Linked DNA regions of Mus musculus: region 1 is linked to region 2. Evidence: chromatin loops called from intact Hi-C (ENCODE). Cell type or tissue: left cerebral cortex. All regions are shown on one strand. Each heading gives the region's core, and the rest is flanking DNA. Links, peaks and the distances in the headings are about the cores only.

Region 1 (5,378 bases), core at 835-4,834, 120 kb before region 2:
TTAGTACTGGATAACCAATTGGTGTGCTCTTCCCATGGAAAGACTGTTTCTTTTGTTCTCAGCATTTCTCAGTTGCCTAGAGTTCTTTATGTGGGGCTATTTGACGTGTGTGTGTGTGTGTGTGTGTGTGTGTGTGTGTGTGTGTGTGTGTACACGTACGTACATATATGCGTGTTTTGCTCGCATGTATGTCTGTGCAACCTATGCATGTCTGATGCCCAAAAAAATCAGAAAAGGCTGTTGTTAGATCCCCTGACACTGGAGTTAAAGACAGTTGTGAGCTACCATGTGGGTGTTGGGAATAAAACCCAGTCCCCTGAAAGAGCATCCTAAGCTTTTAGCAGTTAAACCATTCCTCCAGCTCCTATATTCCTTCCCTTCCCCCACCCCCACCCCTGCTCCTTAATTTTCCTTCCTTCCATCCCTTCCTTTTTTTTTTTTTTTTTTTGGCTCAGAAAAGGTATCATACTTTAATCAGTTTCACTGTTTATAGCTAGGCAACATTGGGTCAGGTCAAAACTCCAATAGGATATTTGTTCAGAGTCCTGTTTCTAAGCAGGTATGGGTCGGGTCAGGAATGCTATTTAACAAAAGGTTTGTATCTAAGACTGACTATGAGAATTTTAGGCCTTGTTTCAGCCTTCCTTTGCATTCTAGTTTGCAAAGAGTATGGGATGAGCCAGTGGAGAGGTTGCCCCTCCAGGTTTAAGCCCAGCAGCTCGCCTGTGCTCACCTCACCTCTGCGTCTGGCTGGGATTGTTTCACCTCTGCGAAGGGACAGAGAGGAAAGCCCTACTTATCATGGGTTACCTGTTCCTAGCCACCAAGTATACTTCCTTGGTTCCAAACTTAGACATTCAAAGAGCTGAAGACACAGCCATGCTGATGAAAGTGAAGAGAGAAATGCAGCCTGGAGAACCTAGAACTGGAGCTGTCAGCAAGGTCAGTTCACCCACAAGACATCTGCATGGAGATTTCTAGATTCAAATTGACCTTAACTGATAATCTCTCGTGTGGCTTATCTCTTTTAAACACAATGCTGGATATCCTGCTAATGGTATCATAATATTTAAGGGCAGGTTTTTTTTTTTAATATATCTTCTTTTGAACTGACTTTTAAAACAGCCAGCAACTTCTACTTGCTTGTAGCTAGATTTCCTGTGCAACACTGTATGGTCTGAAGTGAGGTTGCTGTTGGAATAATTAGTCATCACAAATATACCATGCAGCTTTGACTGGATTTGAGTCCATGTGCCCATGATACTAAATTAAAACATAAGGAAAAAAAAACGGTAATCCAGTTTCTCTCCTAATATTCAGTACCGTCTCTGTAGAAAATTAGTTTTATTGATTGTTCTGCAGCAGGATAGATGAACTACTATAACAATGCAAATGGAGGGTTAGCGTTCAATGCAAAGCATGTCTTTGAACAAAGTAACCGGCCACACACAGTAGGTATTTAAGAGGTGCAACAGTGCTCCCAAAGCCTGGAGAGTGTACAAACACATGGTCATTCGGGGTTCATATCAACTTACAAGTCTGTGCTGTTGCCTGGTTTCTTTCCAACCATCTGACTCCCACTTAGCTATTATCTCCTAATTAGGATCTCATGGAGAAATGGTGAGCCAGGCCAGGTAGAAGCCCTTCTGAGTTCTCACTTGTCTGATTCATTGATTTCCTCCTGCGGTTAGCAGACCAGTATCCCTCTAAACATTGTCAGCTCTGGTTGTCTTACTCAGAAGTTCTGTTGGTTTCATTCAGACCTAGAAAATGCTAAGGCACCAAAGACATATGCATGCAAAAGACCTTATAATTTTGATGCTCTGGAGGCTATTATGAGTATATATTTTGTTATGTCATGTGTTCTTATATAGTCCATATTGTACATATGTTGAATATGTGTCTATAATGCGTTAATTTGTTATATGTAGCATTTATAGAGAGTGTGTATACACTACATGCGCTCATGTGCTCGCGCGCGTGTGCGCGCGCGCGCGCGCACACACACACACACACACACACACACAAAGCATTAAGAAACATACTAAGAGTGGAAAATGGAAAGAGAACACTTAAGAATCCAAAAGCTCTATCTGGGTTCAGATCCTACTGTGACATCTACTAAGAACTTATTTCTCCCCTTGGTCTCTCCATTTATACCCAAAGAGCCTCAGTTTCTACTGTCTTGAATACATTGAATAAGATTGTTTCTGCAATGTGTACAATTTAAAGGTTACTCTGTAGAAGCTATTGAACAGACTCATCAGATTTGAGCAAATTAACTGAAAGTCATTTTATTTCTTTGACAATTAAGCCACTGAGTCATATGCCCCTGAGAAACAAATCTCAACCCTCTACATTCATATTTTTAGCCGCTCTTACATAACGGAGTTTTACCCATTATCCTTTCATTTTGCTCGTTTGAAGCTAACTAAACTTGAGCGCCTGTCCAAGGTAGAGTTTGAGCTGCAAATCCTATTTCCAAGGGTGTCTCATGTCAGTCCACATGCTCTGCTTCATCTGCATGTGCTCAAACAGGGGCTTGGCATCTGAAGCTCAGCGTGCCGGAGCTGGCAGCCAGGACATGAGAAGCACGTGTGGCAAAGCTTACCACAATAGCAGCAAACTACGGACAAATTATAATTAGGCAAAGCATACCCTGCCCAGCATCATTCTCTTAAAGCCATGATGAACTGCTTTAAAAACACATTTATCTTAAGGCTTTTCTGTTATATACTATTGACAGAAGCACTAGAAATACTTGACGCATGGCACAAGCAGTACCTGCTATGACCAACAACCCGTGTTGCTGAGTAGAACGATTTTGTGAGGAATGCAGCCTGAGTATTATTCAACATTCTATTCCTGGGACAAAAGACCCTACACAAGCAGTGCTAAGAAAGAGAGGTTTAATTTGGCTCCTGAATTCAGAAATTCCAATTGGTAGTTGCTGGGTCCTGGGATATAACAGCGTGTTTACTGTAACCTCTGTCAGTGGAAATCTGTTCACTTTGTGGCAACTGAGTAGCCACAAAACAAAACAAACAAAAAAAGCAGGAAGGTGTTGGATATTTTCTTTTTCACTTATTATTTATTTATTCATTCATGTATTCATTTTACATCCTGATTGCAGCCCCTCCTTTCCCAGGTATCCCCCAACCCTGTCACATCAAATCTCTGCAGAATTAGGCACTTCTTTTCCTACTGAGGCCAGACAAGGCAGCCATAGAGACTGAACTGCTTGCTCATCTCACTACGTATGTGCCCAGGGTCTCGATCCAATCTGCATACGCTCTTTGGTTGGTGGCTCAGGCTCTGAGAGCTCCCAGGAGTCCATTTTAATTGACTCTGTTGGTCTTCCTGTGGGATTCCTATCTGCTTCAGGGTCTTTAACCCTTTCCCAAACTCTACCATAGGAGGTCCCTTCCTCTATCCAATGTTCGGCTGTGGGTCTCTGCATCAGTTCCAGTCGGCTGCTGGGTAGAGAGAGCCTCACAGAGAACAGTTATGCTAGGTTGCTCTTTGCAAGTATGACAGAGTATCATTAATAATGTCAGGGATTGGTGGTTGCCCATGGGATGGGTCTGAGAGGTGGGGGGCACCCTCTCAGAGGAGAAAGGAAGGGGAGACAGAGGGAGAAAATATGTGATGTGAGGAGGAGCCAGGGGGCAGCATTTGGTAGATAGATATATAGATAGATAGATAGATAGATAGATAGATAGATAGATAGATAGATAGATAGATAGATAGATAGATAGATAGATACATACATACATACATACATACATACACACGTAGATAGATAGATAGATAGATAGATAGATAGATAGATAGATAGATAGATAGATAGATAGATAGATGTAAGGAGGGAGAATCTGGGGACAAGGAAGGCTTAAGGAGGCTGTGGAGTCATTCAGAAGAGGAAATAAAGGGATTGGGGAAGGATTAACCAAAATGAAGTATTCATATAGAAGCTACTAGGGAAACTGTGATCTTGCAACCCAAGTAAAAGAAATATAAGAAAAAGGGGGATAGTGGAGCACATGTGATCTAATGGGGAACAGGATGAGAGCTAAAGTTCACGTGCAAGTGGGGAAGGCGTGGGTAGTGAAGTGCAAAGGATGGGTGAACCAAAACCAAGGATGTGTGATCTGCTGTATGAGACCCACTAGTTTGTAAATGAATTAAGACATGTTTTCTTTAAAAAGGAGTTTAAACAAAGGTATTTGTGTATCTGAGCAATAATGCTTTGAAAAAAAAGAAGATGGATAATTAAATGAAAGCCTTAGTGGCAGACACAGGTTATTTGCCTATGAGAATTGGTTAGGGAGACCCTGGAGGGACCCAAAACTGCCATGTCATGGGTTGGTTACCCATCTAATTGGATGGTCCGACCCTACTGCTGAGGATGTAACACATGTCATGTCCAGGGCTAGAGAAATCAGTTTTGAACTGATAGGAAACTCTCTGCCTCCTGGCTATCTTCCATGGTGCCAAAGAGTGCCATGTTGACTGCTAGAATCAAAAAGGCAACCAGTGATCATAACAAACACTGGACTCGGCATACTACAATAATAACTTGCCAACAAGATATGCACACTGGTGCAATCGTGTGAGGACTGTTAATCGGTAGCCAACCACTCTTCCTATTGTTACATGCATGTAAAGCTTGAGTCAAAGGAAGAAATTTATGCCTGGTATTGTAAACATGGTGAAATCTATAGCTAGGGAAACCATAGAGCCTAGGGGGGACAGTGTCATGCTGTAAAAACCCCTTTCTAAATATCTGCATCCACATTTTAGCTGCTTTCACCCTTGGTCAGAAAAGTGTCCTTTGTAATTTTTTTAATTTTCAATATAATATAACTACATTATTTTCCTCTTTCCCTTTCTTCCTCCAAAGCCATGTATATATCAAACTCCTTGCTCTCTTTCAAAAATATGGTCACTATTTCTTGAATTGTTGTTGCATATATATACAATATATACATTATATACACACACATATATGTGTATGTAAACATATGTTATATGCATATGCATTTATAACATAGATACAACATTATACCATATATACATATATACATATTCCTAAATTTAGAACTACAACCTGTTTACTCTTTATGTTAGTTTGTGTGTGTGTGTGTGTGTGTGTGTGTGTGTGTGTGTGTGTGTGTGTAGGGCTGACCATTTGGTACATTTGATATTGGATAAGCAATTGATTTCCTTTTCCTTGCAGAAAACTATTTCTGCCAGTCTCCATATTTCTCAGTTGGCTTTTGTTCTTTGTCTACATTTGAGGCCTCCTAAGCTTCCCTCTTCTGTGTTAACATTTCTGTTGATGCTGTCTTATTCGGGTCTTGTCTGATCAGCCATGT
Region 2 (5,378 bases), core at 618-4,617:
TGAGTCTATCACGTAATAAGGGCTCTTTCCTGATTCCTGTTTTCAATTATCATAGCACCCAGTGCATACCTTCATCATAATATCGCAGCACTTATCAGACCAAGGCTGTTGCACTATCTGCCTTTGGGAGACTCCCTGCAGGGCAAGAAGAGTCCTAGGTTCAGGGAACTCAAGGCTAGGCCCTGCACCTTGTCACACAGCACATACTCAATAACAAGAATGGCTAAGCCTGTTCTAAAACCTTAAAGTAGCATGTGGAGTTCCAATGTCAACATCCAAAGGAAAGGATATTATTTTTCCCCATTTTAACTCTATTGCTTGTTTTCTGTTCATAAAAATTAGATTCAAGTTGTGCTCACCTGTTACTTAGTCTTGCTTGGCCATCACTGTTAAGTCATTAGAAGAAATACATTTTGATGCAGAGACATCCCAAAGTACCAAGGGTGGTTGAGGACTCATGATATGCATAGCAGTTTCTCAAAGGTGGCTTTCACTGAGTGTACCAGGTGCAGCATCTATGTTTAGATAAATACAACATCCAGCTCCCATTTGCCCCTAATCACAGTGTAAACAGCTCTAGCACAAAATGCTGTCCTTCTCCAGGATAGCATCTTCCTTGGAGTATGATTACGCTTGAACAACAACAGCAAGTTTTATTAGGGTCATCTGTAGGTCAGTGTATGCTCAGAGTCACGGGACAACATAGTGCAAATTCTACAGCTTTCACTGAAAGAAGAAGAAGAAAAAAAACCTTGTCAGATGTGCCTCGTCAATAACTTAGTAATTTAAAAGATGAACCCATGTCATAATTTGGTTCACATATTCAGAACTTTTCAACCTCCGTGCACCAGAAGGAAAACAGTGAGTTATTAGCAAAGGGTTTCCTACGATTATAGTATGAAGCTTAATTGCCAGAGGCGCTAGAAGTGTTTAGGCAGCTTAAAGCTGAGTAACGCGTCGCAGTGATGTATGTACCACAACCCATAGTTTTGCCCATATTAAGGTTAACCTCCTGAACCTAGTCACTTAGCAATGCCAGGTCTGTCTGCATGAGACTACTCTACTTTTTGGCTAAGTTAAATGATTCTTGAAGAGCTGGTTTAGAAACAAAGTCATTTGGAATTCAGCAGGAGTCCAATCATGTAGGGGGAAGATCGTAAAAAGTGACAACAGTTTTATACACTTCTCAAGTTAGGTCCTCAAGACTGCCCATAAATGTAAGGACGACATGAAAGACTGATTCCCTAGAAGTGTCACTAGGAATAGTAAAGATGTGTCTAGTTTGTTGCTGTGTGTGATGTCACACTGACGTGTCAGGAACCCGTGCTTAAAAGCTCCGATGGGTGCCGTGATGAGTACGAGCAAGGACAGGAGACCACTGTTTCTATGTCATACTCTTTATTGCCAAGAGTTTGAAATGGTCAACATAAAAAAAGAGAACATCTTGATAATAAATACTGCTCTTGGGGCTGTAATAAATAAAAAGTTTATTAACAAGGAATGCACTTTTCCAACCACAAGTGTATTCAAAAATAACCAAAAAAAAAAAAAAATGTATGGCCATAGTTCACAGTTAAGCAGCCAAAAGCTGCTCTGATTGTAGCCTTTAAACAGCAAGGGAGCAACCTCCCTTCTCCCTCCCCTTCAGGAAGTGTATTCACAGTTCCAAGTCTTCCAACTGAAGACGCTCTCAACAGAGAGAACTTCAGAGTCAATGCATCTTTCTGAAAAACTGTCCCATAAACCTTTTCACGACAGGTATCTCAGGGAAAACTGCACTCGGCTCCACACTCAGGATTGTCCAAAGTCAACTCTACACCTTAGGCTGGTCTGGTTCCAGCAGTCCAGCAGGCCACAGAGGAATTGTATTCGTACCACCACCTGTCCGACTTCTCTAACATGCTCTGTATCTTTCCGCTGGCTTCCCTGTTGATCTCACAGTGGAAAAGAGTCCCATGAGGTCCGCTCGAAATAATTATAATAATAATAATAATAATGTTTTCAGTTACATCTCTGTAAGAGCATGTTCAGGGCATATTCCATTCGATTTTTCAATTCTAACGAACAGCCAGACATCAGCAGAGTCGTCAGTCTGAAAGTTGTAGAGATCCTGTCCTCATTGATGTAGGTGAGAAGGTATTCTTCACTCTGGTTACAGATGATGATTTTTGTATGATCGTGGTAGAAATTCACCTTTAAGAAAAAAATAAACACAGACATTAGAACTTGCTAAGCAAGAAGTAATCAAGGTTCTGCCAAAAAAAAAAAAAAAAAAAAAAAAAAAAGGTAAAGCAGTTGGGTAGAAAAAGATTTCCGAACCTAGACGTGTGGGTCCCTAACAGGCTCAGTTACCTGAAATGTGCCGTCATTGAAGAGCATCATTAAGGCTTTATCAGACTTTAACCACTGCAGGAGGTAGAGCCGAGGTCTTCGAATGTCAGTAACACTCGGGAGATCACCACCCTGGAAGAAATCAGGAGAGAGGGTCAATGCCTCTGAAACTGTACTGTGTGGACGTTACACCGTGCCTCTCAAACTTAAGCCTCGGAACGGCCTCAAGATTCCTGGCTCTATCTCAAAGAGATGCTGACTCTCTGCACTGCATCTAAGATAAGCCCTGAGAAGCTAAACTAAACAAGACTTCAAAGGGAGGCAGATGTTGCTGGGGTCTAGACTGCTTCACGTATCTCTGCTCTAAAAGACACGGGGTACTTACATCCATGAGGTTCTCCTCCATGTAATGAGAAAAGTATTTCAGCACCGTCACTTGACTAATAAATTGTTCAGGGGCATCTGTTGCTGGGAAAACAGAGCATTGGCCAAGTTCCGCATAATAGTGAACTGTCCTAAAGATCAGGAAGGAGAGAAAAGAAAGGTTAGCAGCAATTCATCACTGTTTCCAAGATTTCATTAGCGCAACAGCGGAGAACTGGCCGGCTGCGGCATTCAGACGCACACACGTACTTTTTGTCCGGAAGGAGGCTCATGTGAGCCCCGTTGTTGAAAAGGACGCCAACAGTGTGGTCCGAGAGCTGGTACCCAAAGCCGTATTTGTTGGAGTAGTCGACCCACTTGGTGACCCACTGAAAGGACGTGCTCAGCTGCTCTTTGGGGATACAGTCAGCTTCCGGCATGTTTTCTAGACATCCTCGAAGGACTCTTGCCACTGTGTCTGCCACACTTCCCATGGTGCTGTCTTCAAGGCCTGCAAAGTCACAGAGACGGAAATGACGACATTGTTTACGATTAAACCCCTGTGATCAGGAAATGCTGTTTCCCCTCCACTCCACGTATGGGAAAGACAGAGAAATAGAGATCACGGTCCCTTGGTGCCTTTTCCCTGATGCTAGGATTTTATTCCTATGTTAATCAGCACTAATCTTACAGTCTATTTAAAATACGGTTTTGAGCACTTACATTCGCTGCTGCTGCTGCAGCTGCCGAGAGTCCCCCTGACTATCATCCGGATTGCATCCCCAATCTGCTGTTTGTTTTCCACTGCGGACGTTCCAGATCTGGCAACAGTAGTGGGAGGCGGCTGGGGCTCCTTGAAAGGGAAGAAAAGCACCATACAGTGAGCCAAGGGGCTGGGTCTCTTTACATGTGAAGTTTCAGGTTAACATAAGATTATGATAATCGCTGGAAAAGCTTATAAGTAGCCTGCCTGGAAGCATGGCTTCAGCCCTGCTAATCATACAGATGCTAGTTATCCGAGAATGGACGTGACCTTTTCTTTGTGTGCTTCCCCGACCTACCTCATCTGCTCTGTGTTTGCTAGGCTGCTGGGTTATCGACACTTTCTTCAAATCATGCCGAAGCTTGTAAATGTCTTCATCTTCCTTAGACACCTTATCTGTAAATCGAGGGAAAGAATTGCGCATGTTAATTTATCTCAACAAGTGTGGAAAAGAGTTAGCACGATGTCATCATTGGCTTGGGCTGCAGCTATGCAGGCAGCACACACTTCAGTGCTCAGGTAAACCAAAGCTATCAATCCATTCTCTTAGTGTCAGCAGTATACAAATAAGATGGTGAAGTTGCGCTAAAGGGAAAGTCTCAATGCAGTCATCAAACTCAAGGGAAATCCTGGATACGGAAACTTACTGTGTGTGTCGTTATATCTTGCTTTGTCCTTCTTGCCACCAAAAAGAGCGGCTGCGGCTTTCTTAAAGAAATTCTTGGCTGGGCTTGACAAGTGGAAATCTGGAACTGTGTGGCAACAGCTGGAAGAGAGTCTGTCCGGAGTGAAACCCTGTGGAACCAGAAGAGACCATCAGAAACCTCTCCAGCAACCAGGACGATGACACTCAATTTTACAGAAAGGTCAAAGAGCACTGACCTGCAGGAAGAAGTCATGCCGAATGATGTCATCCAAACTGGGGCGGTCCTCTGGGTTTTTGGACAGCATGCTAGCTATCAAGTGCTTAGCAGGGGCCAGCAATGAGGATGGCATGGTATACCTTGCTTCCCTTATGCACCTGTACGTTTCTTTCAGATTTGTGGTTTCGAATGGAGGTCTTCCTAGCAGCATCGTATACCTGGGTACACAGAAGCACATCTTCAGAAATGGTCAAGAAGGAACTCTTTTTGAGCATCATGACTGAGTCAACTTTGGCTTTTTTTTTTTTTTTTTTTTTTTTTTTTAGTGCATTTACTTACATTACACAGCCTAAGGCCCAGATGTCTGATTCACAGCCGTGTCCTTGTTTGTTGAGGACTTCGGGGGAGAGATAATTTGGGGTTCCACATATTGTTCTGAGAAGACAGAATATAGCAAGATCTCATTAGGAACTATGACTTCAATTAAAATTACTTCTCTGGGGATGACTCAATGGGAAATAAAAGCTTGAATTTTTTTTTCTCATTTTCTACTTGACTATTTTTTAGTGTTTTTATTTGACCAAGTTTCTTTTGGTAATTTTTTAATGTGTGTACAATTTGCCCAGCCCATATGACCAAGTATTTTTAACCAGATGAGACCAGATCCTGTGTGTGCGTGTGTACATGTGTATGTGTGTGTATGTATATATCAAGTAAATTTAAACATTTATTTTATTGATTGCCTTAATAATCCATTTAGAGGTGTAAGTTATCTCGCTCAAGAGTGCACACAAGTTTCCGTTTAGTAACACTGCTGTGGTTTGCAGATTGTAGTGTGAACTAACTTTCTATTAACTAATAATAGAGGCATATTTGGTCTCCACAAACCCCAGGAAGAGCATGGCTCTCACCTCCTTCTGTGTTCCAGTGGTTCCAGTCTGGCTGCCAAACCAAAGTCTCCCACCTTCAGCTCCATGGCTTCATTAATAAAAAAGTTCCCTAGAAGATAAACAAAAGGAAACATGAACTCCCTTGGAAAGGTTCACACTTGGAGATCA

The links. A loop is a pair of places that touch in the nucleus more often than their neighbours do. Peaks named below come from ENCODE experiments on the same cell type or tissue, not always from the same donor. Only the 100,000 strongest peaks of a DNase experiment are listed, where the experiment ranks them.
Region 1: it touches region 2 in a loop (2.6-fold over the local background); 1 of 42 quality-filtered maps calls a loop at or near these places.

The regions. Positions count from the first base shown.
Region 1 is chr13:110,515,340-110,520,717 of GRCm38, reverse strand. No RefSeq gene overlaps it. Among named protein-coding and RNA genes, the nearest start is that of Gm32990, 51 kb to the left of the region's middle. In left cerebral cortex, for the core only: a CTCF peak has its summit at 2,759; a DNase peak (open chromatin) is centred at 2,550; H3K27ac peaks cover 941 bases.
Region 2 is chr13:110,396,848-110,402,225 of GRCm38, reverse strand. It overlaps Plk2 (polo like kinase 2), which reads right to left. Exons shown (of 14, transcript NM_152804.2): 5 at 5,232-5,319; 6 at 4,660-4,755; 7 at 4,340-4,538; 8 at 4,105-4,252; 9 at 3,756-3,853; 10 at 3,418-3,547; 11 at 2,965-3,205; 12 at 2,717-2,846; 13 at 2,353-2,463; 14 at 1,382-2,193. The coding sequence ends at 2,002. Among named protein-coding and RNA genes, the nearest start is that of Plk2, 4.5 kb to the right of the region's middle. In left cerebral cortex, for the core only: no CTCF peak of the experiment used is centred there; DNase peaks (open chromatin) are centred at 2,852, 3,243, 3,466, 4,185 and 4 more places; H3K4me3 peaks cover 3,788 bases; H3K27ac peaks cover 2,604 bases.